Linked DNA regions of Mus musculus: regions 1, 2, 3, 4, 6 and 7 are each linked to region 5. The links are chromatin loops, found by intact Hi-C in ENCODE. Cell type or tissue: heart. All regions are shown on one strand.

What was found. Hi-C counts contacts between places; a loop is a spot of excess contacts. Peaks named below come from ENCODE experiments on the same cell type or tissue, not always from the same donor. Only the 100,000 strongest peaks of a DNase experiment are listed, where the experiment ranks them.
Region 1: a loop joins it to region 5, with 6 times the contacts of the local background. A loop is called at or near these places in 12 of 42 quality-filtered maps.
Region 2: a loop joins it to region 5, with 5 times the contacts of the local background. A loop is called at or near these places in 4 of 42 quality-filtered maps.
Region 3: it touches region 5 in a loop (2.7-fold over the local background); 10 of 42 quality-filtered maps call a loop at or near these places.
Region 4: a loop joins it to region 5, with 4 times the contacts of the local background. A loop is called at or near these places in 2 of 42 quality-filtered maps.
Region 6: it touches region 5 in a loop (3-fold over the local background); 10 of 42 quality-filtered maps call a loop at or near these places.
Region 7: a loop joins it to region 5, with 4 times the contacts of the local background. A loop is called at or near these places in 26 of 42 quality-filtered maps.

What each region holds. Positions count from the first base shown.
Region 1 is chr7:135,535,250-135,539,249 of GRCm38, forward strand. It overlaps Ptpre (protein tyrosine phosphatase, receptor type, E), which reads left to right and starts at 2,575. Exons shown (of 21, transcript NM_011212.3): 1 at 2,575-2,867. In heart, a CTCF peak has its summit at 2,466; DNase peaks (open chromatin) are centred at 2,502 and 3,082; H3K4me3 peaks cover 1,514 bases; H3K27ac peaks cover 875 bases; H3K27me3 peaks cover 1,482 bases.
Region 2 is chr7:135,401,585-135,405,584 of GRCm38, forward strand. No RefSeq gene overlaps it. Among named protein-coding and RNA genes, the nearest start is that of Gm36062, 4.1 kb to the left of the region's middle. In heart, a CTCF peak has its summit at 2,026 (motif pointing right); no DNase peak of the experiment used is centred here; H3K27me3 peaks cover 1,472 bases.
Region 3 is chr7:135,486,140-135,490,139 of GRCm38, forward strand. Gm36356 (predicted gene, 36356) reads left to right here. Exons shown (of 8, transcript NR_166608.1): 1 at 1-24; 2 at 573-903; 3 at 2,190-2,357; 4 at 3,484-3,606; 5 at 3,820-4,000. Among named protein-coding and RNA genes, the nearest start is that of Gm36356, 2.2 kb to the left of the region's middle. In heart, CTCF peaks have their summits at 1,508 (motif pointing left) and 2,233 (motif pointing right); no DNase peak of the experiment used is centred here; H3K27me3 peaks cover 1,524 bases.
Region 4 is chr7:135,630,438-135,634,437 of GRCm38, forward strand. All of the region lies in intron 2 of Ptpre (protein tyrosine phosphatase, receptor type, E), which reads left to right. Among named protein-coding and RNA genes, the nearest start is that of 5830432E09Rik, 20 kb to the right of the region's middle. In heart, a CTCF peak has its summit at 1,566 (motif pointing left); a DNase peak (open chromatin) is centred at 1,548; H3K27me3 peaks cover 1,681 bases.
Region 5 is chr7:135,733,642-135,737,641 of GRCm38, forward strand. No RefSeq gene overlaps it. Among named protein-coding and RNA genes, the nearest start is that of Mki67, 19 kb to the left of the region's middle. In heart, CTCF peaks have their summits at 2,214 and 2,905 (motif pointing left); DNase peaks (open chromatin) are centred at 2,220 and 2,880; H3K4me3 peaks cover 679 bases; H3K27ac peaks cover 257 bases.
Region 6 is chr7:135,493,360-135,497,359 of GRCm38, forward strand. No RefSeq gene overlaps it. Among named protein-coding and RNA genes, the nearest start is that of Gm36356, 9.4 kb to the left of the region's middle. In heart, a CTCF peak has its summit at 2,148 (motif pointing right); no DNase peak of the experiment used is centred here.
Region 7 is chr7:135,678,253-135,682,252 of GRCm38, forward strand. Ptpre (protein tyrosine phosphatase, receptor type, E) reads left to right here. Exons shown (of 21, transcript NM_011212.3): 18 at 1-78; 19 at 841-1,007; 20 at 3,300-3,435. Among named protein-coding and RNA genes, the nearest start is that of 5830432E09Rik, 28 kb to the left of the region's middle. In heart, a CTCF peak has its summit at 2,212 (motif pointing right); no DNase peak of the experiment used is centred here.

The DNA of each region.
Region 1 (4,000 bases), 200 kb before region 5:
TACATAGTGAGATCCGGGACAGCCAAAGCCACATAGTGAGACCCACTGTAGAGATTTGAATAGGTTTGACTCCTATAGACTCATGTCTTTGAATGCTTGGTTCACAGGGAGTGACACTATTAGGAAGTGTGTCCTTGTTGAAATAGGAGTGGCCTTGTTGGAGGAAGTTTGTCACTGTAGGCATGGATTTTAAGACCCTCGTCCTAGCTGCCAGGAAGCCAGACTTCTCCTAGCTGCCTTCAGAACAAGAGGTGGAACTCTCAGCTCCTCCAGCCCCATGCCTGCCTGGATACTGCCATGCTCCCACCTTGATGATACTGGACTGAACCTCTGAACCTGTAAGCCAGCCACAATTAAATGTCATCCTTATAAGAACTGCCTTGGTCATGATATCTATTCATAGCAGCAAAACCTTAACTAAGATAGTGGGCTTTGCCAGTCTTTTCCCATCTGCCTTCAGAACAAGATGTAGAACTCTCAGCTCCTTCTCCAGAGCCATGCCTGCCTGGACACTGCCAGGCTTCTTGCCTTGCTGACAATGGATTGAACCTCTGAACCTGTAATTAAATTACAGGTTCCAATTGAATATTGCTCCTTATAAGAGTTGCCTTGGTCATGGTGTCTGTTCACAGCAATGGAAACCCTAGCTAAGACACCCTGTCTTAAAATAACCACCACAACAAAACCACCTGATTCAGTCAGAAATGTCGGTGAAGAGGGCTACAAGAGAGAAGAGGGGTTTGAGGGCACTGGGATGACAATTGATAGGAAGGTAGCAAAGGGGGCGGGACCAAGGCAGGAAGTAGCTTTTCTAGAGCACTGAGAAAAAGGATCCATGGCTGCATTAGATAAGCAAGGGCTCAGGAGTCACTGGGGAAGTTGGGCACAGCATCACTGCAGTCAGGTTTACTTGGGGGTGAGGGATGTCTGAGATCAGAGGACAGTGCTGTCAGAGGAGAGGCAAGCACAGCGAGGAAGAGAAGGAACTTTATTCAAGATGCACAGAGGCAGAGTCAAGGCCCAGAAAGCAAGAGCAAGAGCTGGGGCTAGACTGGCAGGAGGTGCCTGAAGAACTGAGCTTGCTGGTTGGTGTCTGGAAGGCCGAATGCTTCTGAATGATGTGCACGTGAAAGGTGTTACAGCTCTGGAGAAGCCCCCGGAAGCAGGGGTGAGTGAGGCAGGAAAGGAAGAAGACCCAATTTCCCAATTCAGGTCTTCAGAGACAGAGGTGCGTGGGGCAGAGAAGGAAGACCTGAGCTTGGGTCCTGGAACATGGGCAAGGAAGAGCATTCTTAGCATTCTGGAGGGTTCCACAGTTCTTCAGGCTTCCAGTCTACAGCTCTGTCCAGTACAGGCTCCAGCCAACTTAGGAGTTGACTGATGGCCCTTTGAAACTGTCACCTTATAAGTCAGCTTGGCTCTGCAGCTCTAACAGCAGTAAACTGAAGGGTGAGGTAATATCCCACGCATGCCTTTCTTGCCATTCATTTACTTATTCCCTCCTTCATTTATAAGCTCTGCAAGCAAGGTCCCCAACACAGAAACAGCATCCCCATGAGGCTATGCCCTGGCCCAACCAAACAGGTTCAGAACCAAGATAGACACCATGGCTTTGTTGTGCTTTCTGCCTTCCAGTCAGGATGTTTTATTTCTGTTGCTGAGAAAAAATATCGGGGGGGGGGGGAGTAAACTCTGGAAGAGAGGATTTCTTTGATTCACAACTTCAAGCTACAGTTCACTATTTCAGGGAAGTCCAGAAGGAAACTTCAGACATCACCTACAAAGTCAAGAGCAAATGGATTAAACCCACCCTTGCGTGCCCAATGCCATTTAGCCTTCTCCCTTATACTGTTCAGGACCCCGGTCTTAGGGAATGGTGCTGCCCACAGTGGAATGAGATTCCCTTTATCAATTAACAATCCAAACAACCTCCAATGGGCATGTCTGAAGCCCAACCTGATCTAGATGATTTCCCCATGAGTCTCAATTCTAGGTTGTGTCAAGCTGGACTTCGTTTATAGTCCAAACTAAACCACTATGAAATAATTCCCCAGAGCAGCAGATCTGGTCCCTGTACTGCGCTCTGCTCCATGTGTGTTTAATTTTGCCAGACATTTCTTACTAATTGTATACCCCCAGCACCCACCATGGGGCGCCCGCACACTCTTTTTCTGGGAGGGAGTGTCTAACATTTCTCAGCTCTGCCGACTTCTCTGAAGCAGGGCTGTTACCACGGGTCCCAGCCCTGCTTTACCAGTTGCGAAACCTTAAGTGCCACACTACTTTGTGGTGTCCAGAGCTAAGGCTAAATAGAAGGGACGTTGAGTTTTCTCTATGGCTCGTCTGAGTGCCATCACCTTTTAGGATCCTCCCTGATAGAGTGTCCAGTCAGAGTGCCAGGAGAGAGGGCATGTTCCTGCATCCTCCCAGTGTAAAGGCCAAAGCTCCAGGAGGGTGAGCGCCCGCGGTGCGCTCCCAGAGCCAGGCACCAGGCGTCGCCGTCGCCCCTCGCAGCTCCACGGCCCCGCCCCCGCCGCGGAGCTGGAGCTGGAGCCGGAGCCGGAGCCCTAGCCCAGAGCTGGAGGCGGCCGGACCGGGCCAGACAGATTTCCTGCTCTCCTGTAGGGCTGAGGGCTGCCGGCTGCGGGCTACGGGCTGCGGGCTACAGGCTACGGGCTACGGACTGCGGGCTGCGAGAGAAGTCACCGGCGGCGCAGGTACCTCACTGCCTACGCGCGTCCCCACGACCCTCCCTCGCGCCGGCGGGGACAGCGGACGCCCCGGAGCGGAGCGCGTCGGGCGGGCGCCCGGGAGATGCGGAGTCGCCGCGGCGGAGCGATCGGGGCTACAGCACCGGTCCCTGGGAGGTGAGTGGCGCGGTGAGGGTGGGTGGCAGTACGTCCGGAGATGGCCGTGCTCCCCGTGCACATTGAGCAGACCGGGATATCCTGGGCCACTGCCAGGGAGAAACGGGTCGTTGTACGGGAGCTGCGTCCGAGCCAGGTCCTTGCCATCCTCCTAGTGTACAGGATGCTAGCGACTGTAGACCCTGCGACCCCAGCTACCTGCTCGAGACGCGGTCCGAACTTGGCTACCACCTAGGCAGCTCTCTCGGTGAATAGCTACACAGAGGGCGTGTGTCTGTGGGTGGCGACTGTAGGAAGAGGACAACAACCTGGGGATGTGTGTGAACGCAGTGGAAACGGGAGTGGGTTCCAACCGGTGTGTTGGGGGCTGCGCACGCAGGGCTTAAGACTGGAGCTTTTCCAGAAAGTGACTCGAGTTGCGCCAACTCCCGGCGCAGCGGGGGCGCTGCGGGGATGCTGGCGCCCGGTCTAGGGCCGGGAGCCTTCCCCGGCAGGCGTCAGTTGGGGATTCAGGGTCAAGGTGGAACCTGGCAGGTAGCTCAGGTATGACGCCACGAATTGCAGTCCGTAGGGGGACCTGAGGAGGTCCTGAAGCCAAAGGCCAGCGGTACCCATCTTGGTGCTTCCTGGGACCATCTGGGGAAGGCTTGGAGACCCACAGGGTGATGAGGTAGAGCCAAGCCTGAGGACTAGGGACTGGATCTGACCTAAATTCCTTTCAGTCATGAAGTATTGTTCTAGAGAGGTTAGAGTGTGATGCCTGTAGGTTTATATTGATTTATAACGACTCTGTAAGTGTTGGAACCTCAGCAACTACAGGAAGAAAATGGAGCCTTGACTGTGTCGGAGAGTTTGAAGGAAGACCAGCAAAGGGTGCTCATGTGTTCTAGAAATGATTGTGTCTCTTGCCTAGTCACTAATGTCCTTGCACCTAAGTGCCTCGTGACCCAAGGTGCCTGGACACCTTTGCAACAATGTTTATGCATTTATTTTCCTACAATGTAAAAACCTATGCTTAGTTAAAGTGGAGCTGGGAAATGGGGGTGGGAATGTTTTTCCAAAGCTGAGGGACTAAGCCAAAGGGGGCATGAAACAGTAGGTTGCTGGTGGCTGCCAAGGTCCCTCAGCTTTCA
Region 2 (4,000 bases), 330 kb before region 5:
GTGAAAACTGTTCTGTGTGGCCATGAGGTTATCCCAAGAATGAGCTAAGCCCAATCCACACATGGATGCACCAAAACTTGTTAGACTATAACAGAGTCATGCCTTGAAGAGAGAAAAGGCCCCTAAGCTGTATGCAGTCAGGAGTAAGGGAACCCGACTAAAGAGAGCTGGGGTGGGGGCAGGGAAGAGATCTCCTTTCTCCTGGAAATCACCTCCTGAGTTCACAGGCATGGGACTTGTGAATTGACCACTCACCAGTGACTGGTGTGGCAACTTAAAGTGGGGGGAGGGGAGGTGTTCATAGCTTAGAGATTGACTGAGTCCTGTGGTCTCCAGTTAAAGAAGTGACTGTGGGAAACCTCACTGAAACAACCACAACAGGTGTTCAAAAGTTCCAAGCACGTGGGGAAAAAAATGTGTGTCCTGCTCTCCTGTCCTTAGTGATGGTTTAGGGTCTAGCCTTGAGGACCATCGAGACAGCATCAGTGAGCTAACCCAGAGCTCACTCACACCTACTGGATTTCTGAGCACATCAGTTGGTGTCCCATTAGGAAGACAGACTGCTTCAGGGGTCACAAGAAGGGGTGTTTGACAGACATTAACTTATGAAATTATAGTAAGAGCTGGATGCAGGGGATGATGGAGGTATTAGGCATTGCTAAAGCTCCACACCTCTGCTAGAGCCAGCACGCCCAGGACCCTTGCAGCATGCTGCTCCTGTTTCCCAGGGCAGAGCAGGCTGCCACCCATGCAAGAAGACATCCACTCTTACCAGTCAACACGACAGGAGCTGCTGCAGTCGCCTGCTCCCACACCCCCTCTGCTCTCTTGAATTGGAACCCAGTTGCCATGTCTAGCTAGAGCATCCCTCAGAAACAAGAGCTCTCTCGCTGCCTCCAGCCTGGTATGAGACCTCTGCAACCCAAAGCCTTTATGGGACCCCAGCTTCTTCTGAAGGTTCTTAAGCCAGAAGAATAAGAAGGCACAGAATGACCCTACCATGACAAACGTAGCGGTGAGTAGTTGGACAACCCCTGGCACAACACTTGGAACCTATTTTTAAGAGGTGCCCAGCTCTGATCCACATGACTGACCACACCAGTGTCTGTAGGGAAAACCGCAAGCAGACCAAGGTAGAGTTTCCAGCAGACTTCTGGTGAGATGGGCAAAGTTGAGTTTATCTTTTCGTTTGGATGGTGGAGATGGCTGAGTGTTTAGGAGCACTTATTTCTCATGCAGAGGACTACGGTTTGGTTCTCAGCACCACGATCCAGCAGCTCATAGCTACCTGGACCTACAGCTCCAGGAGACCTGATGCCTCTGGCTTTCTCGAGCTCCTGTACGTGTGTCCATAGCCCACACAGACACATAAAAACAAATCTGTAAAGTGTTTTACTTTTTAAAAGCTAGATTGAGTAATATTTACACACTTCTCAAAGAAGTGTCTTTCACAAAAGAAAACCTTTCATATCCTTGTGAAGCTCAGAATATGTTGCAGAAGACCCCCAGAACTTCTTTATGCTTCGGATGCATGTGACTCGAGGTGAGGTAAATGTTATTGATTGAAAACTAAAACTCCAGAAGGCTCAAGGGCTGAGGTGTAGCTCAGTGGCAGGGCATTTGCCTGGAGTGTGAAAGGTCTGGGGTTTCATTCCCAGTGCTACAGAAAACCCTTATTGTCTGGGGATGGTGACACACAGCTGTGATACCAGCGTGTGTGTGTGTGTGTGTGTGTGTGTGTGTGTGTGTGTGTTAAAAATATCACACACATGTCACAAAAATTAATATTCAAGTTTTAAGAAAAAAATACCAAAGAAGACTTCTTAGTAAACAAGCTTGTTTTGTGGGGATTCTTTACTTTTTATTAACTAAGTCCAGAGAAGAAAGGCTGTATCTTTAAAATAAATTTCATTCAAAGTTATCTTTATCGATGTCTATGCATTCTGCATACACCTTTAATAAGGAAGGCATGAAGTTAACACCAATCGTCGCTTCTCCTCTCTAAGCAGACTGTCATCTACCACTAGATGGCGCCACAACCACATAATGACAGGCAGGCATCTCCCTGGAGGAAAGAGGTCCCCTTGGACTTACTCTGGAGGGTAAGGAAGACAGCCTCTCTCTTTCCAGTACTAGGACTTGGTTTCTCGTTTGTTGTGACCTTTGAAAACTCATGCTTAATTGCATTAGAACACTGCCCCCCTGTCCAGCTCCAGCAATCAAATTCACACAAATTGCTTCATTGGTCCTGGGGATGAGGCTGAGGGCTGGGGGCTGGGGGCTGACTCCTCTTGCCTAAAGTGGAAGAAACTGAGAGGCTGAGTTAACTCATCCCAGATCACATAGGCAGTAGTTAACCCAACCCAGATACACTTGAGTGGACTGAAATTGTACAAGCCCACGTGCCATCTTGGAGCCCAGCTGCCATCACCCCTTCAAGTCCACGACCAAGCTCCACGTCAGGGACAGTGGTCCAGCCTCACCGCTTCTCGTCACTCCACAGCAGAATGACTGACAGGAAACCATTTAACCTTGATTCAATCAGAACTTCAGAGCTGGTCGGAAAGATGAAAAGACCACAGCTTAGGTACACCAAAGACCCACTGACTGTGACTCCTTAATTGAACCTACATGATTCTAATTTTCCCCAAAACACTGGTTTCTCACCACAACTGAAATATGAAATGCAAGCGTCATGTCCTTGTCAGTGTAAATTAGTAAAATTTAATTACAGAAAATCAACCAACAGTTTTCCTTAATTTAAGAAAAGTTGATACATAGCAACCAATCCCAAAGCAGGCTGAAACATACCCCTTATGGTTTATAAAGTGGGCCACGGCCGTGGCCACTTTGAAACGAGCCTCTTTACACTAGGTTCCCAGCCTCTTACACTGCAGCCTGTGCTTTTCTGTGTGGCAAACATTAGCAGCTTTCCTGCTACCTCTCAGGCCAGCTTTGTCAGTCCTGTCTTCCAGCATTTGTGGGATGCTGGAGACTCAGCAATATATGAAGTGTTACAAGGAGAAGAAGCACCCGATAGGCTCATATGTGGGCCTCTCTCCACACTCAGTGTACAGCACTTACCCCAGAATTTATATAAATTTATATAAAATGCCGGGAGTGGGAGGCAGGGACTGTTCTAGAACTTAAGGCACGGGTCAAAATCCAGAGCAGTGTACACAAAACCATGCACACACTGCATTCTGATCTGGAAACATAAAGGTCAAAAATTAATTTAGGGATAATCTGAGAATTTTAAATATTTGCTGCTTTGTATAACATTAAGGGATTGCTGTTAACTTGCTAGCCGTGATGGCAAGGTTGGGACTATGTAGGACAAGGTCATTTTGTTTGTTTTGTTTTTGATGGGCACTGATTGCTACAGAATAAAGCCAAAAATAATTAGTATTTTTGAGTTTTAATCTTATGTTTGGAACTTTTTTTTAGAATAAAAGTTAGAATACACAAAAGAAAAACAAGTCTTGAAATTAGTTAAATGATCTATACTTAAATCCTGGCCAATGTTTCCCTAGTAAAAGGACATTGAGAAAAAAGCAGACCAAGGCAAAATCATTCTTCAGTTTTATATCAAGAATGTATGTGGTCAGGCCAGAGTGCCTGCCTAGCACATGAAAGGTCCTGAGTTCAGTCCCTAGTGATAGATAAAAGATAGATAGATAGATAGATAGATAGATAGATAGATAGATAGATAGATAGAAAGAAGGATGGATGGATGGATAGATAGATAGATAGATAGATAGGTAGGTAGATAGCATATTTGGATTAGAGTTTAACATGTATGAACAGCCAAGTGTTTAACTAAACATATTACTTTTGTATCTCAAAACCTAAGAGAACAACTTAGAAAGGGAAAGACTTGTCTTGGTTCAGAGTTTCAGGGGCTTCAACCCATCTTTGGCTCCACAAGCTCAGGCATAATGTCATACTGCATGGTGGTAGAAGTGGAGGGAGGCAAAGACTGTTCACCTCATAGTGGACA
Region 3 (4,000 bases), 250 kb before region 5:
CCCTTCTCTATCCAGATGGCACAGGTGAGGCCTTGGCAAGGGGACCAGCTTTCTGGGAGCTGACCAGGGAGAGCAGAGGCGATCTCAGGCCTTCAAGGCTGGATGTTGGCTGGCCAGCTGGTGGGTTGGGCAATGGAATGGAGATGGCTACCATCGCTGCAGACAGAAAGGAAGCCTGGGAGAGCGGTAGAGGCGGGATAGGAGGGTGAGAAAAGGAGCCCTAAAAGGAATAGTAGTGTTAGGATTGGAAAAGTGGGTGGGGGGGACTCAAGCCACTAGGGAGAGGCTGGACTAAGAAGCTGGAAGTCTGGCAGACAAGGTCAGCATAATAGCAGCAACAACGATTCCTGCGGCCTTTGGAGCAGCAGGGTCAGACCAACATGCTCTTGGGAAGGAAGAAGCAATTGCAGGAGGGGAATTAGAGGTTTGACAAGAGAGCCTGGAGTCTGCCTTAGATAGCGTAAAGGGGTCAGGGAGGGAGTGGCTTCAGAAAAAGAGGGGGTGTCACGGTGATTGGGGTGCAGCTGAAGTGAGAGAGGAATGGCTCGTCCTTCTAAGCCTTTTGTTAGCAGACCTTATGAAGGACCTGGTTCAGTACTCCCGTGCAGTTACAGATCATCATCACAGCAGGACGGGTGATGTCAGTCTCTTTGAAGATGTCCAAGACCCTGCGTGAAGCTGAAAGGAGGCTGTGTCTGGCAGAAGACACCACACTGAAATAGAAGAAATAGACCCTGCCTCTCCCCCACTTCTCCTCAGGTGGGGAGAAAGTTACAGGACAGGCAGCATCAGCAGAATGAGCCATCAACGGATGCTGATAGAGCATTGATCAAGGCAATGTAGCCGAGGACAACCCAAGGCTGTGAAGCCAAGCCCACAGAACTCAGGAGCCATTGCATCAAAGTGAGTCTTTAAGCCACCTAGAAGAGTGTGTGTCAGTCTGAGGTGACATGGCTTCGTGGGAAGCAATGTCTTCAGTGTGTCCACTGTGCTCTGTAAAAAGGCTTTGGCCCCAGGACCTCCTAGTGTCTGCACAGTGGGGATGTGTGTGCCTGGACACGCAGGCAGAATGCCAAGTACATACACACAGCGAGGAGGCCACTAGAGGGAAGGCTTCATGAGAGGGAAGCCCAGGGTTGCATGGGAGATACATAAGGCAGAGGGATTGCTATACTTGGGAGCCATGAAAACATATTGACTTTGATTTTTAAAAGGATTTAAGAAAAAATACATGACTATGGGGGCCACTATCAACAGAAGGGCCTGCATGCACGAATACACGTAAAACCCACAAATGAATGGGATTAGCGCTCCTTTAACCTGGTGATTCCTGGTGTGCACATGTGAGGGTGACTGTGAGAATTTAGGGAACCTCATGGACAAAGCTGCTTGGAGAAGTGCACCTCCAAACCACAGAAGATCACCCACTTAACAGGGGATGACCCATTCCCTCCCTGAGCTCTCTGCCAACTGCAGCAACGCATTTAACGGCCTCTGCTGCTCTCTACTGGTAGCTCCTGGAAACACACTTTTGCCTCTTGGGAGGGACAAGTTCCAAGCCGAAATGTGAACTCTGAGAGGCCCTGTGGACTCTCCAGGGGTGTCCTCATCTGCCAGAATCAATGTGCAAGTTTGCAGCAAACCCCAAAGTGAAATCCACACAGAAAATCACCCACCTAGTCTCTACATTTCAAAATCAATTCTAATAGAAGCAGCTACCCAGACTCATGATGGGAACAGTGTCTAAGAGATGAGAGTCCAGCGATCCCACCTTATCCATGGTGGGCTAGCTTTCCACATGCTCACATACCCTTTCTCATTTGTGCCCTGTAAATACAGAATGGAAAAATTACAGGGATGAGCAGGTCATGCGTTTTAAATTGCACATTGCTCAAATAGCAAGATGAAATCGCATTAGCCTCTCTATCCAGTGTATCCCCACTGTGTGTGTTCTCCAGCTGGTACTTATCTGAGCAGCTGTCTTGGTGATCAGATGGTCTGTTGTGGTACTGCAGAGATTGTGTTCAAGTCGTTAATAAGGGTGGGGGAGTGGGAGGCGTAGAACGGGCTGCCTAGGACTCTATGCAAGTGTGCTGCAGGCCACACGGGATGAATCATAGTATCACAAGGGTGTTTAACATTATTCCAGGTCTCAGGCTATACAGCCCAGGCACACTGTATTTCCATAGGTAATTGCTGGGTTCACTCACCATTCCTCAGTTCCTGAAGTGGCCACCAGGAGGCAGTGCTCCCGGGCATCTCCCAGGCACTCTTGGACCATCTGATCTCTCACATCTGATCTCTCAGGTGCTTCTCTGGCACATGGAAACAACTATTGGCAATGCACACATGGCTGAGTAAGGCTGGTTCCAGAGAACACCATGGACAGTGGCTGTGTTTGGGGAGGGGGGACGGGGGGGTCTGTGTTTTGAACTCTAGCCTACAACAGAAGTCTAGCTTACAAATAAGGAAACTGAAACCAGAAGAACTGGGGCCCATGGACATTGGTTGAGTACAGACACCGACAATCCTCAACTCTCTCCTTGGAAGAGACGCCAATAGTTCCTTAAAGCTCTGTCAATTATCACCAGGACGGACAGGCTTCCAGCAGTTCCCAGGTTAACATCAGACAGTAAGAAATCTCATATTGAAAGCTAGTCACCAGCACCTTTGCATTCCCAATGGTGTCTGTTGAGTGAAGTTTTCCTGGGTAAATGTGAACAAATGTCCACACACCCCAGATATGGTACTGTCCTAGATGGCTTTTCTGTTATGTGATAAAACACCACGACGAAAAACAACTTGGTGAAGAAAGGCTTTATTTCATCAGTTACAGACTATCATGAAGGGGGAAGGGGGGCAGGACCGCAAGACAGGAACCTGGAAGCAGGAGCAGGAGCAGGAGCCACCCAAGTGTGCTGCTCCCTTGCTTGTTCCTTGTGGCTAGCTCAGCCTGCTTTATTATTCAACCCAAGACCATCAGTCCAGAGATGGCACCACGAACAGTGGGCTAGACCCTCCCACATGAACATAAGCCAAGAAAATTTACTCTTAGACTTGCCTATAGGCCAATCTTGGGGAGGCAAGGTACCAATGACAGACCAGAGCACAACTCCACCCAAATCCAACTTGTGAGGCAATAACTCATTGACCTTATTTAGCACAGTTGAGGGTCTAATTAAGGAATGTAGGTGTCTTAGTCAGGGTTCCTATTCCTGCACAAAAGATGTGACCAAGAAGCAAGTGGAAGCTTACACTTTCCGCATTGCTGTTCATCACCAAAGGAAGTCAGGATTGGAACTCAGGCAGGTCAGGAAGCAGGAGCTGATGCAGAGGCCATGGAGGGATGTTACTTACTGGCTTGCTTCCCCTGGGCTTGCTCAGCTTGCTTTCTTATAGAACCCAAGACTGCCAGCCCAGGGATGGCACTACCCACAATAGGCCCTCCCACCCTTGATCGCTAATTGAGACAATGCCTTTCAGCTGGATCTCATGGAGGCATTCCCACAACTGAAGCTCCTTTCTCTGTGACAACTCCAGCTTGTGTCAAGTTGACACACAAAACCAGCCAATACAGTAGGTGACCCCAGAGCAGCTGCATTGCTGGTAAGTCTCACCCTAGCTTGGACACTGACTTCCCTATGACTGTATAGATGGAGTCTCTCCCCTCTTCAGCCAACTTTCCACTCTCTATATGTTCTAGCATCTCCTGAGGTTACATGTGATTTGGGCAGGATTATAAGCAGGTGGCAGGGTAGGGAGGTGACTGAGATCTCAGATGACAGTCCCGGGATTCCCCCACCCCCTCCTTTTGCAAAGGGCCATGAATAGTCACAGCTGCTTCTGATGAAGATGGTGATGGCTGGTATGCTTAGGAGACCGTTTGCAACAAGTGCCCTGAAGACACCCGGGGCTCACTCAAGAGGAGTCAATGGACGTAGCTGCTTGTCTTGGGGTTCAGCAGCACAATCTTTAGGGTACGTAGAGGAAGGAATGGGAG
Region 4 (4,000 bases), 100 kb before region 5:
TAAAGCTGTCTCTTGTGAGGCTATGCCAGTGCCTGGCAAACACAGAAGTGGATGCTCATAGTCATCTATTGGATGGAACACAGAGCCCCCAATGGAGGAGCTAGAGAAAGTACCCAAGGAGTTGAAGGGGTCTGCAACCCTTAAGGGGAACAACAATATGAACTAACCAGTACCCCCCAGAGCTTGTGTCTCTAGCTGCATATGTAGCAGAGGATGGCCTAGTCGGCCATCATTGGGAAGAGAGGACCTTGGTCCTGCAAAGATGATATGCCCCAGTACAGGAATGCCAGGGCCAGGAAGCAGGAGTGGGTGGGTTGGGGAGCAGGGCGGGGAGAGGGTATAGGGGACTTTTGAAATATAAATGAAGAAAATATCTAATGAAAAAAGAGAAAGAAATGATCACTCTGTTGATAGCGCACATTACAGTACAGGGGCAGGGGGGGCATTCATTATTTCATTCATTCATTCACCCATTCTGTAAGTCCTCTGGTCAGTCCCCAGATGTGAAGTCCCCTGCAGGCTGACAATGTGGCATGACGTCCCCAGCCCCTTTAGCCCCTGGCATTTGCTCAGTACAACTGGCCTCACTCATTCATGTCATCAGTGTTCCCCTAGACCGAGCTCCCCAATTCACAGCATTTGCCCAAGCTGCTCTTGCAGTTGGGAAATGGAAAAGCCAAGGGACTTGGAATCCAGGTTCTCGCCACGTGCCTGGCTCTGCAGAGAAGGCTTGGCTGGGAACTAGCCCTTTCCCTTGGCTGAGAAATAACAAGGCTGCCCACTCAGTGAAGAATAGGCACCATCTCCACATCTGGGAAGAGGCTAGGTTGCCAACAGTTTTTCTCCCCGTGGCTGTCGGCGTGTTAAATAGCCAATAGCAGATTCATTAAGCAGCCGGCAGGTGAACGCAGGTTTCCCCAGAGCCACTGCCACCTCACCTTTAGTGCTTCCCGGATACATATGTGTGTGTGTGTGTGTGTGTGTGTGTGTGTGTGTGTGTGTGTGTGTATATGTATATGTATATGTATATGTATATGTATATGTATATGTATGCACTGCGAGTTACAGTCTCCAGGATAATTGATTTCAATATGTATGGAAGAATCGATGCTGTGGGAAGAGAGCCAGTGTCCTGAATGGGCCATGCCGTTTGATGGGTAATTTCCTCCCAGCTCTTTCAGCCAAGGGACTTTCACTGGACTGTTAAATTTCTTGACTGAGGGAGAAATGAGGGACCCACGGATCGTAGAATTGAATTGAAAGTGAGAACATGAGGGGTGAGGGGCCTGCTAGGGGGAATTCAGATGTGCCTTAGAAGGCTAATTCCTAATTAATCGCTTCACCAGTGTGTGAATGGAGGATTTGAGAAGTTTGTCACAGCATTGCTGTGGTCGTTATTCAGGAAGTGATGGGCCAGAAAACACATTTATAAAGTGAATCTGCTGAAATGCTGGTCAGAGGGTGACCTCTGGGGACACACTGAGTTAGGAAGGCTGAGCTCTGATCTGGCAGCAGCAGGTTGATGTGGGTCAATATTTCTGTCACTTTCCAGTGGCGCCATCTGCTGGTCATCTTCAGCATTTGCCCTCTAGCTTCAAGTGTTGAGAGTGCATAAAGAGCTCCTGAATCCCGAATCTAGAAGGCTTTCAAGTTCAGGTACTAAGCTGAGCAGAGACCATAAAATGTTAACCAATAATGCCTTAATCACGTAAAATCACCTTCTCGGACACCCATCAGTTTCCTCTCCAACAGCCAGCACTTTCCTATCATGTGTCTGGCCCACTGGGCAGTGAGCTTTCCGAGTCCCCTCTCCCACTCATGTGTCTTCATGCTGGAACCCAGTTTCAGGAGGTTCTCAGCTGTGGGTGCCCCCAGAAGAACTGGGACAGAGATGTGCCATGACCATGTGTGTAATATGCAGGGGGACTGTCCTGTTGCTGGCTCAGAGCGGATCATGAACAGGGCTCACCTGGGTTCTCCCATGCATCCTAAGGTTGGCACGGGGTCTCAGACCACAGAGCCTCAGATTATGGAAGGTAGTGTGTCTGAGAGACAGGCAACTTACAGAGTGACAGGTACTGAGCCCAGGTGTCTGCCTCACCCATCTGTCTCCCTGTCCTCGGTGTACTGGCAGGCTGACTTAAGACACTAAGATGCTCAAGGCTGCTTGTACATCAAACCTCTCTGGAGTTCAACACCTGCCTCACAAGGCAATAACATAACTTCTGCCTGCCCTTGGCTTGCGAGATCCAGAACAGTATCACCCTGTGATGAATAGTAATAGCATTCCATATTGCTGTTCATCCTGGCTCAACAGCAAATAGAACATCAAGGACATCGTTCTGTCCCCCAAGGTAGGACTGGTGAGGGCCCCTGACCTTAGGAAGGCTTTCTCCAGGCAAGCCATCTGTTGACCATCTGACTCTCGGCTCAGCTCGGGAGCCATGCGGGCATGCCTCCGACATGACAGACTTGGAAGAGCAGTATTTCATGCACCCAGGAGTGCCTTGAAGCTGAGGATGCAAACGTAATCACCATGGCTTCTCCAGCACCCAGTCTATTTAGGTGGTGCAAGGGGGTGGGGCAGGAATACCTCATACTCACTGAAGTCATCTATCAGAGAGCGCCCCCACCTGTCCCAGTTAGAATAGAAACATTTAAAGTGAGCATGTTTGTCTAGCCTTGCCAGGTAAACTAGACTCCTTCCATGGTATGGAAAACACCTGTTGAACCAATGAATAAACACATCCTGGGCAAATAAAGAACAATCCCTATTACCATCTCCTGGTCACACTAAAATCAGCATTTCTTTAAAAATGCATGAGCTCCGTGATGCTTCCCAGTGTGAAAGCCAGCCATTTTATGAAATTGGTGTGCATTTTCTACTAAAGAGTAGAGTGTCTACTTATTAATATTCCCAAGGGGTAGCTTTTGGGTTCTCTGCTGTGCTGCTGTTATAATTTTCTATAATTATATGGTGCTGATTGTAGTTTGCCAACAGAACGTCAATAAAATGAAATGTAACCCTGGAACTAACACACTCTCTCACCACCCCACCCCCAATCTCATTCTCAAGAATTCTTTTTCTCCGACTATGCAGCCTTACAATGGCCTGGGGCCCAGGGAGGCAAGAGGACGTCCTCCCCGAAATCCTAATCACTATGACCATGAGTGCAGAGCTGTCCTGCAGAATTCAATTTGTACAAATAATAGGGAGGATATCTGGTAGAGGACTCGTGATCATCTAGAAATGGAGGGAGAATTCTGTTTGTATTTCTTTGGTCTTGCTTTTTTTTATGATGATGGAGAATAAACCTGGGATCTTGCACATATTTGGCAAATGGTCTACAACTGGGTACACACACAATCCATGGATTCTCTGTTAGAGCAGCATTATGAGCCAGATCCAGAAAGGAGTTTGACAGAATTCAAAATTAGGAGGCAGAGCCATCTAAGAGCCAGGAAATAGATTCTCTCTAGACACTGAACCTGCTGACAGATTTAGGGTTTGGAAATCCTAAAACTCTAAGGAGTTTCTATTGTTTATCTACCATGTGATCTGATGTGCCTTGCTCAGTAACCTGAATTGTAAAGGGGGTGGAGCAACCACACTCGGTGCCATTAAATAGTTGAGTGACCTCATATGAATGAGTGAGTGAATTTATGAATGCATGAATGAATGAATGAATGAGTGAAGCTACCACAAACTGACTTGGATTGGACTAGAATGTGCCCCTCCCTCTTCCATTTTCTAGATGTGTGTCTTGGGCCAAATAAGTTGTGGTCTCTCTGGGTTGTGGTCACCTCAGGAGTAAGAAGGCTGTAGGGAGCACATGGTCCCTCTGTGCACTGTGCACCAGGCAGGAAGGTGGTGAATTGGTGGGATTTTAATACTAGAAATAAGAGTGCCCTGGTCTGGGCGTGGGGGCTTTAGAACGGGCATGGGTTCCTCGAGAGGCCGGCATGGGCTAGATAGGAGAATCGGGAGGAATTTTCACGG
Region 5 (4,000 bases):
TTAGACGCGTTCTCACGACCGGCCAGGAAAGACGCAACAAACCAGAATCTTCTGCGGCAAAACTTTATTGCTTACATCTTCAGGAGCAAGAGTGTAAGAAGCAAGAGAGAGAGAAAACGAAACCCCGTCCCTATTAAGGAGAATTTTCCTTCGCCTAGGACGTGTCACTCCCTGATTGGCTGCAGCCCATCGGCCGAGTTGACGTCACGAGGAAGGCAGAGCACATGGAGTGAAGAACCACCCTCGGCACATGCGCAGATTATTTGTTTACCACTTAGAACACAGCTGTCAGCGCCATCTTGTAACGGCGAATGTGGGCGCGGCTCCCAACAGAAAAAGACTGAAATATTGATAAATATTGGCTGGACCTCAGCAGCAAAGGCAGGACGGAGAAGCCCATTTGGTTCCACTTATATGCATCTCCAGAATAAAAGTGTGTGTGGGAGGGCAGCTGGCACCGGGTCACTGCTTCCTTCTGGCCCATTTGATGGCAGGTTGGTTAAGGGAGAAGGGATGGATATCAGTTTATATTTTTGCTTGATATGTTTACCATACAAAAGGTCTCTGTTTATCAAAACTATTAGAATTAACACAAATCATATCTGTTTTTTCCACTGTATGAAAAACTTAACCCTAATTCAAACAATATTTGAATCGACCCAACGCAATTCATGGTCCTTATTTGGGTACGATTGGGGAAAGCTACAACTGCTAATAGCGTCTCTATGTTCATGAAACAGTTTGAGAAATATGAGTACCGAGGAAATAGATGATGATATCCAGGAAATATTGTCCGTGTGAGGCGGTATAGTTAGCTCAGCAATGGTATTAGTATTTAAGAGCAATCTTTGTCTCCTAGGGAAGCCCACTGCAGTCTCTCTGTTTGCTTATTTTGAGACAGTCTTGCCGTGTAGCCCACACTGGCCTCAAACTCCAGGCCTCTCGAGTTGTCCTCCAGAGAGCTGGGATTCTGGGCTTGCTCCATCATGCCTAGCTATTATGTAGTATTTGTGAAAGTAGAGAGATGTTATCTGGAGCTTTCCTCAACAAAACAAGAGTGGACATGAATGATGTTGGTTACTGAATCTTGGGAGGTACAGCCATTGGGATGGAGTTCATTTCATGACTGTCTCCTGTGTACCTTGGGTTTTCTGAGGAAGGAAAAAAAAAGCTTTAAAAAGGAGTGCTTCATCTCTTAACATTAGAAACCCGGTGTAATGATGTGCACCTGCAATCCAGGATGAGCCCCTAAATTGAAGGTCTGCCTGGGCTATGTAGTCACACCCCACTTACAAGAAAAATTGTCCCCAATAAAACCCCAAACCTCCAATCAAACAAACACTAAACAATAGCAGCTAAACTTCTCTGGGAAGGGGTTCCCCGTGGCTGGCAGTAGGTAGGCAGGGAGAGGCCCCACCGCACCCCTGAGGGCATGAAGTCTCAACTCCTTCCAGATCTGGTAATTCCTGTTTCCTGGCCTCCTCAATGGTGTGTTTATAAAAGGAGGCAGGTGAGGTGTAATAGTGCAGCGGGAGGGAGCACCCTAGCTGGCCTGCCCAAGGTGTCCTTCCCGAGGGATCAGCCGTGTAATAGACCTAATATGAAGAAGGTTTATTGTTAAGAATGGGAAGGGGACCTGGAGAGTGGATAGAGGCAGAGAAAGGAAGGTAACAGTGAAGAACAGAAAGAGAGGAGAGAGGAAGAGGGAAAGAGGTCACTGGGGACATGTGGGGGATGGGGAGGTGGAAAGAGAGAGGGTGAGGGAAGAGAAGGGGGAGGCACGGAGCAGTCTTGCTATTTGCTTGCCTGCTAGCACTACCTGAAGGGTGGAGTTGCAAGCTGTTGTAGTTTAGAGGAATTGCTAACACGTAGAGCTTAAATTTCAATACAGGACAAGGCCTGATGTCAGGTTCCCCAGCCAGATCAACTCAGCGTTACATAACGTGTTTAAAAAAAAAGGATTTGTATTAAACTCAAAAGTGGTGGATAGCTAGCCTTTCAAACAAAAAAAACCCAGCGTTCTGGAATCTTCTGGCAGAGCAAAGGATCAGTTTTCCCTTTACTTAGGCTCCACCCTCTGCACAGACGGTAGATCACTGCGGTGGCCTCTGAGGCCTGGGAGCTCGATGGCTGGGACCACAGCGTCACCTGGCGGCCACTTAGGGCCACTACACTATAGGTGCAACCCGGAATCTTGGGCACAGGAGCTCCGAGGTCTGCGCAGGTGCAGAGCCCAGCCTCGCCCTGCCTGCGCTGGGACCCGTGCTAAAGACTAGTCGGCCGACTAGGGGCTGCTTAAGCGACATCCAGAGGCCAGCAGCTTCAGGTCTCCACCTAGCGTTAGTGCCTAGACACTGCACTGTTCAGTGATGCACTGGGAGACCTGTGCCAAAGAGGGAAGTGCGAGTCTTAGAGTCCTGTCTGCTCTTTCGCCCTGCTTGGGACCTTGCAACAAAACCAAACTCAGCCTCAGGGCTGCTGGAACAGGATTATTAGAACATAACCACCGTAGGCTGAAAAACTGTGAATGAAGTGGAGCCATATTCTGTCTCACACATTATGAAACAAATACTTTCAAAACTTTGCAGCTCAATATCGCAATGACTGGCGTTGATCAACTTACACCACCACCACCCCTTAACAATAATAGCATGAGAAAATACCAGCCTGCAAAATAAGATCAATTTGGAAGCATGGCCTATCTGCGTAATTAGCCACTCAGTGTTTGAGATGCTCGGCGTCTACTGTGGGAGGCAGCGTGCTAAAGAGGAGTAAGAACTTGGAGTGTCCAAAAGGCAGGCTGCCTGCATAGGGGATCACTCCGGATTTACAGAGCCAGCGGCCTGGGAGGCGAGCTTTAGCGGGTTCTGAGTGTTGCTGCCATCTAGAGGAGAATCGCTGCAGGACACGTTCTTTTAACTTCGAAACTGCTTGAGTTTTTAGGAACTAACAGCAAGAGCAATGAGTTAGAAGGGCTACAGTCAGTCGACAAGGAGGACCTGCTCCAGGCTGGGCACCCTGCTGAGAGTTTCAGGCTCCTCCCAACCTTCCCAACCACTTTGTACCCTGTCACTCTGAATACTCCAGAGGTCCAAAGGTGCAATCACGGGGAGAGATCACTCTTGGGGGCTACCCTAAGAACAGGGCCTTCTTAATTGGAGCCCAAATGTCTAGGTGTATTGCTTGCCTGTTTATGCTTTTATTTTACAGAAGAAAGCGTACAAATCCAGAGAACCTAAAACTATTTCCGTAACCACACTCCTGTTTTGGCAGTAGAATATAAATCTACTATGTGTCTGCAGATGGAGACCTCCAATATTGAAGCTAGGCTGTGTCGAAGAGGCTTTTTTTCTTCTCCCCTTATGGTGTTTAGTTTGTTGTTGAAGGCCTCTCCCCTCCACCCTCTCCAGCTGCCTGCCTTCTTGCTTCCTACAGATGTCTTGACTCCTAACTACGACACTCCACCACACAGTAGTAGAGGCAGTAACCCTGGGGTAGACTCCATAAGATGAGTCAAAAAAGCTGAGCAGAGTCTAGCCCCTAATAGACCAGAGATGGTGATCTGGGATCCAGATGCCACCTGAGGACTGAGTGTGAACATCCAGCAGGACAGATAATGTTTCCTGCAGCTGCCCAGCCTCACTTACATGGTGCCCTGCAGGAGCTGGGGCCCTAGCTCATCACTTTTCTCAGCAGTCTCAGGCACCATTCCCACTGCACAGAAGGAATCCCACTTTCAGGGACTTGAGAGGCTTGGCCCACATGATACAGATGCTTTTCAAGAGAGCAGGTGACCTCCAGGTCTTTCTGAAATTCACTGGCCCCAGACATGCTCTCTGGAACCTCCATAGACCAAGTTGGCAGTGTGGCCCCATCGAAGAGTACCCATAAACCATCACGAACCAGGGTCATGTTCTTTTTCACCTCTCACAGGAGCAGTGCCCAGTGCTCAGAGCTATAGCAGTGAGGGCACAGATGAACTCCACTTGTGTGGTGCACT
Region 6 (4,000 bases), 240 kb before region 5:
GAGTATTTTGTTTACCCTTCTAAAAAGCACTGAAGCATCCACCTTTTGGTCTTCCTTCTTCTTGGGCTTCATATGGTCTGTGAATTGAACCTTGGGTATTCCAAACTTTTGGGTTAATATCTACTTATCAGTGAGTACATACCATGTTTGTTCCTTTGTGACTGAGTCACCTCACTCAGGATGATATTCTCAAGTTCCATCCATTTGCCTGCGAATTTCATGAATTCATTGTTTTTAATGGCTGATTAGTACTCCATTGTGTAAATGTATCATATTTCCTGTATCCATTCCTCTGTTGAGGAGCATCTGGGTTGCTTCCAGCTTCTGACCATTATAATTATGGCTGCTATGAACATAGTGGAGCATGTGTCCTTGTTACATGTTGGAGCATCTCCTGGGTATATGCCCAGGAGTGGTATAGCTGGGTCCTCAGGTAGTACTATGCCCAATTTTCTGAGGAACTGCCAGATAGATTTCAAAAGTGGTTGTAACAGCTTGCAATCCCACCAGCAATGGAGGAGTGTTCCTCTTTCTCCACATCCTCGCCAGCATCTGCTGTCATCTGAGTTATTTTATCTTAGCCATTTGGAATGGTGTGAGGTGGAATATCAGGGTTGTTTAGATTTGCATTTCCCTGATTACTAAGGATGTTGAACATTACTTTAGGTGTTTCTGAGCCCTTCGAGTTTCCTCAGTTGAGAATTCTCTGTTTAGCTCTGTTCCCATTTTTTAATAGGGTTATTTGGTTCTCTGGAGTCTACCTTCTTGAGTTCTTCGTATATATTGAATTTGAGCCCTCTATGGGATGTAGAATGGTAAAGTTCTTTTCCCAATCTGTTGGTTGCTGTTTTGTTCTCTTGGCAGTGTCCTTTGCCTTACAGAAGCTTTGTAATTGTATGAGGTCCCATTTGTCACTTCTTGATCCTAGAGCATAAGCCATTGATGTTCTGTTCAGGAACTTTCCCCCTGTGCCCATGTGTTCGAGGCTTTCCCCCACTTTCTCTTCTATTAGATTCAGTGTGTCTGTTTTTTTTTTTTATCAAGGTCCTTGATCCACTTAGACTTGAGCTTTGTACAAGGAGATAAGAATGGATCAATGTGCATTCTTCTACATGATAACCGCCAGTTGAGCCAGCACCATTTGTTGAAAATGCTGTCTTTTTCCCACTGGATGGTTTTAGCTCCTTTGTCAAAAATCAAGTGACTGTAGGAGCTCAGTGGTTTTCTTTTCTCTTTTTCATAATTCTTTTTGTGAGTCTTTTTTTTTTTTAAGACAAAGTTTTGCTATGTTGCCCAGAATGCTCTTCCTGGACTCAAGTCACTCTCCATCCTCAGCCTCTCTACTGAGAGAACTATGAGAACTGAGAGACCCCTCCACCCCAACTGAGAGAACTATGGCTATGTGGCTCGGCTCCTGGTTCTCACATCATAAGTTTATTTACTGGGTTTTTGAGACTGAAGCTCGTGTACCTCAGGTTGGGCTTGAAATTGTCATGTAGACCTTCAACTCCCTAGTTCTCCTCTCCCAGGGATGGAATTTCATGAGTCTGGCTCCACACCTGGTTTATATGGCTGTTGAATTCTTTTTAAAAAAAAAGATTTGTTTATTTTATTCATATGAGTACACTGTCACTGTCTTGAGATACACCAGAAGAGGTCATTGGATCCCAAGATACTTGTGAGCCACCATGTGGTTGCTGGGAATTGAACTCAGGACCTCTGGAAGAGCAGTCAGTGCTCTTCACTGTTGAGTCTTTTCTCCTACCTGGCTGTTCAGTTCTTAATCATTTAAGCTGGAGTGAAGTTATATTCCCCAGGGGTTTTAATTTACAGCTCTATAATTAATGATAAAGAACATGGACTTCAATACTTCAAATTCTGAGTGGTGGGGATGCAGGTGGTTAGCGTATCTTTATTTTCCATATGCCCACACATTGTTTTAAGATATGAGTGTTTTGCTAACAAAGCACTTACCTACCACGTAATGAGCCCTTCAGAGACAGTGATAATGCTTTAGCCAGGGAGGAGCTGACATCTGACCTTGCCATACCCAATCCCTAGAGCCCAGTCAGCCTCCCTGCTCTCCTGGAAAGGCCAAGGCTGCCTAGCCTCAGTGTCCAGCCCTGACAGTCCTTGCGGCACAGTGACAGAAGTCCACTAGAGGGCTCTCATACATAACAGTGATTAGAGGGGCCCTTGAAATGCAGTGTGTCAGCTGCTCAGCTGCCTAGACCTGTGGGCCCCTAGGGCCACTTACAGTGATGGTCAGCATCAGGGCGTGGGAGAACACCATTATGATCTCCCACAAGTCATGTCTTTCTGATATGCACCCCCCTCACATTTCCAGGGACCTGCCATCCGGGCCTCAGCCAGGGTCCAGCCTGACACTAGGTCTGGCTGCCTGTCTGTTTTCCATCTGTCTGTCCTCCCAACAGAGATGCTTCTGGAACTGGGATGGAGTCTCTGAGAGACTGCTATGGTCAACAGATGGTGCCCTTGCTGCTGGATGGGTATCTTCAGCCCTTGAAATTGGAATGTTGCAAGCCCCACTCAAAATGACAGTGGGACCTGGAGTGGGAAAGAGGTACAGGGTACACTCCTCATGAAGAGGGTGGGCATATGAATGAGCACTGGCTCCTCCCACACCCGAGGACACAGAGAAAAGCACACGTATTGTCTTGGAGTTCTATTATTGTGAAAAGACACCATGACCACGGCAACTCTTCTAAGGGAAAACATTTAATTGGGGCTGGCTTATAGTTTCAGAGGTTCAGTTCATTAGCATCAAGGTGGGAACATGGCAGCATGCAGGCAGGCATGGTGCTGGAGTAGGAGCTGAGAGTTCTACATCTGGGTCCAAAGGCAACAGAAGGAGACTGTACCACAGTGGGTATAACTTGAGCATAGGAGACCTCAAAGCCTGCCCCTATGGTAACATACTTCCTCCAACAAGGCCACACTTACTCTAACAAGGTCATACCTCCTAATAGAGAGGACTCAAAATGGGCCAAGCATTCAAATACATGAGTTTATGGGAAGCATGCTTATTCAAACCTCCACATTTATGGTCCAGAAAGTGGAACCCCATCAAACACTTGACCTTGGGTCAACAGCTTGACCTTGGGTGTCGCCAGCCTCCCAGTCAGTGAGATATAAAATGCTGTTGGTTAAAACACAGTCTGTGGCATTTGGTTACAGGAGCCTGAGCTGGCTGAGAGCTTCCAGGTCTCTTATGTTTCAAGGCCAGGTGCACCTCAGGGATCTGTTCCTGTGACTATCTAGAAGTTTCCTTCCATTGCCATCAGAAGAAATTGACCCAACTAGAGGGAGACCCAAGAGCATCTTCCTACATCCTCTGGGGCCTGGGGATGTAGCTCAGTGGCAGGACCCTTGTCTAGCATGTGTGAGGCCTTGGGTTCAGTCACCAGTACCCTGTATATCTCCATCTGTACTGGCTAGTTTTGTGTCAACTTGACACAGCTGGAGTTATCACAGAGAAAGGAGCTTCAGTTGAGGAAATGCCTCCATGAGATCCGACTGTAAGGCATTTTCTCAATTAGTGATCAAGGGGGAAAGGCCCCTTGTGGGTGGGACCATCTCTGGGCTGGTAGTCTTGGGTTCTATAAGAGAGCAGGCTGAGCAAGCCAGGTGAGGCAAGCCAGTAAAGAACATCCCTCCATGGCCTCTGCATCAGCTCCTGCTTCCTGACCTGCTTGAGTTCCAGTCCTGACTTCCTTGGTGATGAACAGCAGCATGGAAGTGTAAGCCGAATAAACCCTTTCCTCCCCAACTTGTTTCTTGGTCATGATGTTTGTGCAGGAATAGAAACCCTGACTAAGACAAATTGGTACCAGCAGAGTGGGGTATTCCTGTGACAACCTGACCATGTTTTGGGGAGGACTGTGGAAGGACTTTGGAACTTTGGGCTTGAAGATCCATCCGTTGTTAAGAGCTCTGTCGGATGTTGTGTAGGAGCTTGGAAGATAATGTTGAGAACACT
Region 7 (4,000 bases), 55 kb before region 5:
GATATAACTATAGAGATAAAGAGCGACACCCTGTCTGAAGCAATCAGCGTACGAGACTTTCTGGTTACCTTCAAACAGGTACCATCACTGGGATCCCCCAAACTCTAGTGAACCCGCAGAAGCGTCCCTTGGAATGTACTTACTTATATACCAAGGTGGGCCCTGAACTTGTCACCACCCATCCAAGTCCCAGGGAACCCTGAGAGAGAGGCCACTGGAGCATCTGGCGGTAGGCATCCTATGAATTCTGGCTTCTGTGGCCATATGCCTCCTGCTGGAGCATGAGATTGATAGCAAAGAGGTAATTTCCTGGCTCTTGCAATCACTGGGGAGAGTGATCTTAGCTGGGGGTGGAGAAACAATAGATCTGAAGGAAGGTAGAGAGGCCTCCTGGACCCCTTCCAGAACCTCTCACTGTCCCGGTCCATACTGGGCCTTGACCTCTGACCACACAACATCTGTGCCTTCTGGCTCAGTAAGAGATACAAGCGCTCATAAGCTTGACCAATTCTGAGCTGAAGATAGTCATTTCAGGAAGCTGCTACTTGTTCCCTCCGGGCCAGCAGTGGATTGCCTGAACCACTGGGCTTACCTATAGCCCCTGATGGGAACTAAGAGCTTAACTTCCCAAGCAACGTGAGTCTTAGCTGTGAATAAAGCCACCAAGAGTCCTAAAAGGGCTGAGCCAGAATGAATGGGGGTCCAGAAGGAAGCAGAGTCACTGGCCAGGCCCCTGGACTGTCTAGGAGGGGCTTCAAGACCCAGAAGGACCCATGGGCAAGGCAAGCAGATTCCTGGCAGGATGTGGGCAGTCTTTGGAGTCTCGTCTTTCATCTGCAGCCCCTGGCCCGCCAGGAAGAGCAGGTCCGCATGGTGAGACAATTCCATTTCCATGGCTGGCCTGAGGTTGGCATCCCCGCTGAAGGCAAAGGCATGATTGACCTGATTGCAGCAGTGCAGAAGCAGCAGCAGCAGACGGGCAACCACCCCATCACCGTGCACTGCAGGTGAGCCGCCCCTCCCCCACGGGGCCCTGGCTTGGGGGCACAGCAACAGAGGGCCAGAGGTTTCTGGAGACCCACTCTACAGCTAGGGAGAGCTCAATAGCGCCTCTGGGGGATTGCTTACCTAGACTGCGTGTCATCTTCCCTTTCACACACACACACACACACACACACACACACAGATGGGCACAAGAGTCACTTCATTACCCATGATGCAGAATGTACATACATTCAAGGAGGAGCCAGAGTAGACACAGGGGACAATATCCTGTTAAAGTCACACAAACCTCCCAGGCAAAGCTCCTAAACATCGGCTTAGCTGTGTTCACTGTGAAGGGCAGCTCTGACGCTGGCTGCCCCTCCCCACATTGCCCACCCTCTCTCCTGGCTTTGGAAACATTCAATGCAGAACAACCAAAACACAGGATGGAATATAAGGACCTCACAAAAACCGGTCTAGCCTGGAATCTCTGTGTGTGTGATTATGAGATTACATAAATGTAACCCACAAAGGTCAGAGGTCAGGCTCATGTGTCACTCCTCAGGTGTAAGCCATTCACTGGGTTCTGTCTTTGTGGATGGAGCTGTGCTGGGTGGCCAGGGAGCTCCAGGGATCCTCCTGGTCTCCACTGTTCTGTCCCTGGGATTACGAGCACTCACTACCATGCCCGGCTTTTAAAAGAAGTATCTGGGACTTGAAACTCAAGTCCTCATGCGTGCACAGCAAGTGCTGTACCGACTGAGCCTTCTTTCCAGACCCCAGTCTGAAATCTCTAAAGTAAACCCGATCCAACACTCATGTACCCAGTCAGCCTCAAGGGTGGACACGTTCCTGGTGTCCCTGGAGACGGCAACAACCAGGCTCATGGCAAGAAGCATGTGGAGAAAGAGTGAATGTATGGCAGATGTACAGTTTCCCTCCATCCCTGGATCTGCAGGTCCTGCCCTACATGATGTTACCTGCCTCGGCAGTCCTGTTCACACTTGCCAAGCCCTGGCGAGCAGCAGTTTAGAATGCTTTTATTCTTGGGTGAATCTCACTAGCTGCCGGAGCTGTGGCTGTTTCATTTCCTGAACATTTGACTCCCACCTTGGAACACCCTTTATTTTTATTCACTATCCTATCCCTTGTGTCTAAGGGGCCTCTGTTTAACAAGAGAGATGGACACTCTCCCTGTGTGGATAGCCCACCTAGTGTAGTCCATGCCTGGCCAGTAGGTGGCGCTCACACCTTGGTTTTCAGTCCCAGAAGCCTTTCCCGAGGTCCCTGAGAATGAACTAGAAAAAAGTTGAGCAGGCTTGTTGTTCTGCAAAGCAGAAGATGAGTTCTGCAAGCCTGGGGCACCAGGTGGCAGTCATGGGGATGAACAACAACAATAGGTCCTCAACTTCAGAGTAGAACCATTCGTAGAGATTCCGAGAGATCCAAGGACAGCTGTGTCCCTCCAGAGGATACTAGAAAAGGCTGGTCTCGTGTCTCCTTTAGCCTCTCCCAGCCCTCTTCTGTGAGGCTGAGATCAAGCCAAGTGCCATCTTCAGGAGAATCCACTATTCCTAGCAGAGAGCATCTTACTATACTATCCCCAACTGTAGCCTTGATGTGTCAATATCCCAAAATCCAGGCTTTGGCACTGGCCAGGGTCTCTTCTCCCTATACCTAAAAGAAAAGCTTGCATATCTGATGCATTGTAGGTACTGCTGAGCTGATGGTCAGTCAGGGAATCATACTATTCATAGCCACTATGTCAAAGCACCTAAGTTGTCCCCATCCGTTTCTAATATCCGTAGGAAAGGAAGCAGCTTTCTGCTTGCTGGATCTTGCTGCATTATGTATATAAGTGATCTTATAAGCTACAGTCAAGGGGGTTGGGAGATGGCTCAGTCAACATAGTATTTTGCTGTATGATCGTCTTTATCCACATAAAAAGCCAGGTGCAGTAATGCAGGTCTGTAATCTTTGGTGCAAGTTAGGCACAGACAAACTAGTCCCTGGGGGCCTGGTAACCAACCAGCCTAGCCAAGACAGTGAGCTCTAGGTGCAGTGAAAGAGCCTATCAAAAAGGAAAATGCAAAGCAATAAGGAAAGGCAACATACATAGACCTCTGGCCTCTACATGCACTCAGACACACGTACATGTACAGGCATACGAACATACACAGCACCACGCACAAAGATGCAGGCAGACATGGGTGCCTTTCAGTTCTCCCCCGGGGTTGGGGAGTAAATGCCCAGGTCTCCTCCTCCCTGTGTGTGTCTTGCTTGCTTTGCCTTCACTAAGCATCTTCCCTCCACAGCGCGGGAGCAGGGCGGACAGGTACATTCATAGCACTCAGTAACATTTTGGAACGAGTGAAAGCCGAGGGACTCCTAGACGTGTTTCAAGCTGTGAAGAGCTTAAGACTTCAGAGACCACACATGGTGCAGACCCTGGTAAGAATCTGATCAGCCTGATGTTCCAGAAGAGTCAAGAATTGTTTCATGTGTTTGATGTCTGTTTCATGAAAAGGAGCGCCTGGTGTAAGGGGAGGCTGGGAGGGTTCTTGTCCCAGAGTACCTGACCCAGCTGCAGGCATTCACAATAAAGCCCTCCCCTGGTCTTAAGGGGAGTCTTCCCAGCAAGACTCAAGAGGGGGGGCTCGTGCACAGATTGTATTTCCATTTAAAAACGGGGTGACAGAGTTCAAAAGCAGCCCTGAAGTTCAAAGCCCGGATGCTTGTTACTTTCCGTGTTCCGCCATAGCACTTGCTTGGCCTGTTTGCCTTTGGAAGGTCTCCCTCAACCTCAAGGCTCCTTCAAGGGTCTTGTCTGGGGGGTGGGGGTGGGTCTCCTAACATCCAATAGCTCTACATTTTCTCTTTCATTAGTCAGAGCACACTTCCTGGTTAGAGAGAGAGAGTCTGCACTGAATTCCAAAACGTTTCATGTTGGAGGGGCAAGGGCAGTCTTAAAGGCTGAGTTCATCATTTCCCAGAGCCTCCTAATGAGGACCTCTCT